Linked DNA regions of Mus musculus: region 2 is linked to region 1. The links are chromatin loops, found by intact Hi-C in ENCODE. Cell type or tissue: heart. All regions are shown on one strand.

Evidence for each region. A loop is a pair of places that touch in the nucleus more often than their neighbours do. Peaks named below come from ENCODE experiments on the same cell type or tissue, not always from the same donor. Only the 100,000 strongest peaks of a DNase experiment are listed, where the experiment ranks them.
Region 2: a loop joins it to region 1, with 2.7 times the contacts of the local background. A loop is called at or near these places in 4 of 42 quality-filtered maps.

What each region holds. Positions count from the first base shown.
Region 1 is chr11:90,416,708-90,419,207 of GRCm38, forward strand. No RefSeq gene overlaps it. Among named protein-coding and RNA genes, the nearest start is that of Hlf, 27 kb to the left of the region's middle. In heart, no CTCF peak of the experiment used is centred here; DNase peaks (open chromatin) are centred at 544 and 1,374; H3K4me3 peaks cover 1,081 bases; H3K27ac peaks cover 1,067 bases; H3K27me3 peaks cover 95 bases.
Region 2 is chr11:90,316,278-90,318,777 of GRCm38, forward strand. No RefSeq gene overlaps it. Among named protein-coding and RNA genes, the nearest start is that of Mmd, 68 kb to the left of the region's middle. In heart, a CTCF peak has its summit at 1,362; no DNase peak of the experiment used is centred here.

The DNA of each region.
Region 1 (2,500 bases):
TAGTCCCAGCACTTGGGAGGCAGAGGCAGGCAGATTTCTGAATTCAAGGCCAGCCTGGTCTACAAAGTGAGTTCCAGGACAGCCAGGGCTATACATAGGGCCGAGGAGGTAGCTTAATGGTCTACTCCTTGTTTACTTAGTATAAGTACCAGGTTCCATCCTCAGTTCTGAAAAGGTCACAAGAAAGTTGCATGTATTTTTCATGGCAATCTGACTCACAGGAGTTTCCTAAGACCAAGGAGAGAAACACCATGGCCACGGACATTCTTTTATAGCCAGCTTAGAATCACAATCACAAAAAGAATATACATTTCAGCCATGCGCATGGCTAAGACAATTCTAGTAAAAACTCCCCAGGGAAATATTATGCAACCATTAGTAGTTCTCTTTGTTTGGAACACTTTCCCACCCCCTCTGCCTAGCGTCTCTGCCAGCTCACTCCCACTTAAGCCTTCAGAACTCAGGGTACCCACCCCTGCACTTGGACGCCCCTCTTCCCCTACTTACATAACTCCTGGGCACACCTCAGTCAAGAGATTTATATAGCCTGCTGCATGGTAACCCATTGATTTGGCCTGTCAGTCTCTCTTCTGGATCGCACTCATTGAGACAGAGGTAGCATGCAACAAGTTCAAAGTCAGAGGGAGAAGGCGAGGGAGGAGGGGGTTGACTGGGAGGAGAGCAGTGAGCAGGATGCAAAGTGAATACGTAAAACATAAAATAATAATAATAAATCAGAGAGGGGGCACAGGAAGCAATTACTTCGAATGCGTACCATTTGGCTTCAGCTGTCTAAGAACTGGGTTCACAGCCCATATCCACCCCTGTCACAACCCTTTCTGCCCATCACCCCACTTCTTCCACAACCTCCTATAGAAAGGGGAAAGTGTGCTTTGGAATGGGAGTTTTCTGAGGTTAGTGGGTGGAAGATTAGAAAGGGGGACTGTGAGACATTCCTGCAAAATTCCATTAACCTCCTTTGTATTTTCTTTCAAACTTTGTTTACCCGAACATAGGAGTTGCCCTCAGGTACTGGGGCAAAGGATTGCAAAAGGGTCCTTGAAACTGTTTTCACTTCAGGGTGACCCAGGTTTGCTCTTTCCTTGCAAACGGTGTTGTAGATGGAGACCAGTGGAGTCAGCCTGCCTGTGACATGCGTTCCCAGGCCACTTTCCTCCCCACTCCAATTTCAAGCTCTGCTCCTAGTCACATCGCCCGGCGTTCGCTTCTGCCCGCCCGACTCCCGATCAAGAGCTCTGAAGGGAGGATAACCTACAAATCCTCCCGCGGCTGGCCCGCCCCTGCCCGCGCCCGCCCGCTCCCGGCCCCATCACGTTGACTGCCGAGCGCATCTCGGCTGCGCCCAGGCGGGGAGGCGCCGAGGGTAGCTAAGGGGAGCGGGTCACGTGAGAGGAGGAGCCTGACCTACTTTCAGTGGCGGGAGGCGCATGCGTACTGGGCTCCTGCGCTCCGGGCGGGAGGCTCACGTGGAATCGCACGTGCCCGGGCGTCCGGGACAGGGCTGCACAGCCCAGGGGCTGCACTGCAGGAGGAGCGGGTGCAGATCGCGGGGTGCGCGGGTGCTGCTTTGGTCAACGTGGATCTGAAGTTTGCAGCGTCAGATTCAGCTCTTCAGACTTCAAGGACTTTTAGGAGTTTCAACAGCCCTTGGAAATCTGTAACTCGGAATTTATCCTGGGAATTGAGGCCCCCCTAGAAGCATCATAACGCCGCAGCCAAGGCAAGGGGGTAAAATAACCTAAATGCCTGAGACAGCGTCACATCAACGAGCTCAGTTCATGGAAACGAGGAAGATGGTTGGACCACACTTGGAAAGAGCAATAACTGGGAAATAGCTCTGTAGACATCCAGGCAGGAAAATCCTCAAGATATATTTATGTGCTTTTAATCCTTTTTAGGGAGTAGGCGGGCAGCAGTTTGACACTGTAGCACAACACATGGCCTCAAATTAGTGGCAATTCTGCCTCAACCTCCTGAGTGCTCAGATTATAGACCACCACTCCTGGCTCCATTAAGCGACCGTTGTTTTTTCATTATGCGACTAAAAAAAAAAAACCCAACAACTATAAACAGTGTATAAAATGTTAGCACTTGTATGAAAGATTACACCCACATGAACTCCTCAACACCCCTCCCAGAACCCACTAACTCTAGAAAGGTAGAGAAAAGATTTGGGAGGCTGAGAACAGAGGTTTAGTGACTACCAGTGCTGGAGTAACTTAAATTTTGTACCTTATAGGACTAGCTTGCTTTTAGCATTTAAAGAACCTGAACAGTTTAACTGTATTGGGTGCGCAGTTTTGGGGTTTTATGTGAACCATTTTCATCTCCTTAACAATATCTGCTTCATTGCCAGCTCCTCTCAGCTCGGGTCTGAATGGCTATAAAGCATTCTGATAATCTGCACGCGAAGTTTTGAGCTCCTGAGTTAAACTACCTGAGTGTCTCAACACCTTTGAGAGCCTCCCAAGTTGGGCCT
Region 2 (2,500 bases), 100 kb before region 1:
TAGAAGCAGAAGGAATGGTACTATTTAGAAAAAGAAGAGGACCAACAGGAGTGAGGAGAAGGGACAGGCAAAGTGGTGGAAAGGTAAACATGAGCAAAGAACAAATTATATATATGATATATGTATTATAATAAAACCCATTTATACACTAGAATTTCAACTAGATTTTATTTGAAAAACAATAATCTAGGCATAGAGATCTTCAGGGAGCTCTCAGATAGATCAAATAGCATCAGTCAGTTCTCTGCAGTTAAGAGTTTGGGCTGCAATGCAAATATGCTCTGCTTTCCCCAGGCTGCTAGGATGCCAATCTTCAAAGCCACTAAGGTTTTGTGAGGCTTCTGTGTGGCTATTGTGATAACAAAAGAAGAGGAACGGGGGTGAGGTAGATGTCCTAGTTGCTTTTCATGATGCTATGATTGAACACACTGAGAGAATCTACTTAAGAGAAATGGGATTGATTCTAGCCTACAGTTCAAGGGTTCAACCCACCACGAGAGAGAAGCCATAGCAACAGGAGTTTGAAGTAGTTGGTCGCGCCACATCCTCATACCTACATCCAAGAGGCACAGAGCGATGGATGCATGCTCCCCAACGCTCTGCCCCTTCCTCCTGCTAACACAGTCTGACGTCCCAGTCAGGAAACCATACCACCTGAAGTGAATGGATCTTTCCACCTTAATAATCTCAATCAAGATAATCCTGACACACATGCCCAGAGGTCCATCTCCCAGGTGATTCTAGATGCTGTCAAGTTGACTGATAGCACTAGTCATTACAGTAAGTTAACAATGCCACAAAGCTCACCGGAGCTTCTAGCCTCATTCAGACTGCTCTAGTGTGCTCCAGGGCAGCATCTAGTCAGAAAAGAATGGTCCTCATTTTAAGGAGGAGCTGCCATTTTTCCATCCAGCCATGCGAGAGCTTCTGCACTGCTACCTGAGCCAGGAGCCCTGTGCCAAGAGTTGGGCAACACTGTGGGGGTGGAGAGCTCCAGCCTGTGGACACCCCCCCCCCACACACAAACACTGCTGCTATGCTTTCTTCCAGTCTCAACAGAGTTTCGATGAAGTGTGGAGCATCCGTGATTCCAAATGCAAGAGGATGCAGAAGGCACAGGCTACCAAGAACTGGTAGTATAAATAAAGGTTCCAAGAACACAAGTTAGGGTCAAATTCGTTGGCAAGTTGGTTATGAACTCTACATTTCTAATTCTTAAAATAAAGGCACTTCCCAGTTAGGATTTGTAGGAAAGAAAAAGATAAGCAGGCAACAACACTTGACACCCAAGACTTCCAATAAGTTGTACTTGGGCAAATTTCATTTTCTTTCTGGAAGCAATTACCAGCATTTTACTGATAGGTGGCGCCAACGAGCAGAGCCACTGTTCACAAAGGCTTTTATTTTTCACCCTAGATGCTGTGTGATCTTCCTCTCTGCCGGTGCTCAAGCTGGCATTTCAAAATCCAGTGCGGCACACAGACTTCTTCTTCTTTATTTTTTTTTTAAATCCATCTGTTTCATGGAGAACTGTGAAACTCAGAAATACCTATTCCTAGCCAGACAGCCATAGGAGTTTTTATAGATGATAAAACTTGGTGATAGCTAGCTATGCAGTTGGGCATTTAAGAGAAGCCAGAGGACAGTTAATGAGACATTTGAGTCATGTGTCTGTAAGCATACCTCTATTATACATTGGGAGGGCTCCAAAGAGTTTGGCGATTCAAGTCCTGGCCGTGTGGGTTTGCACGTCAGTATCGGCGTTAGCTTGGGCAAACGGTTCGGTCTCTCTGAACCTCAAGCTTTGTTGTAATGTGATGTGATGATGACAAATGAGATAACCCACACGTGACACTCAGCACAAGCCCAGATTCTTACTAAGTACTCCTGCCATATAAGCGCTAACGCTTACTGAAGTGAGCTTTGGGGTCTTAAAAATGTTAGGTAACCCCTCCGTCTTCGGTAGGGTTTCCATTGCTGTGATAAAACACAGTGACTAAAAGCAACTGGTTGGGAGGAAAGAGTTTCTTGTGGCTTACACCTCCACATCACATTCCATCATGAAGGAATGTCAGAACAGAAACTCAAACAGGGCAGGAACCTGAAGGCAAGAGCTGATGGAGGGGCTGTGGACCACTGCGGCTTACTAGCTCGCTCCCCAAGGCTTGCTCAGACTGCGCTCTAAAACACCCTAGAATCACCTGACAGAGTGGCCCCACCCACAATGGGCTGGGCTCTCCCACACCAATCACTAATTAAGAAAAAGGCCTACAGACTTGCCTACAGGCCAATCCTATGGAGACATATTCTCAATGAAGAGTACCTGGTCCCAGTGATGTCTAGGTTTGGGCCAATCTAACAAGACAAACAACAAACAAAACGTTGCTTAATGCTGTTTACCTCTATCCAGGATTTGAGCTTACTGGCCCAAAGACAAATCTATCCAAATATTAATTTCATCTAGTGGTCAGGATCGAGATGGAAGAAAAACAGAGACAAA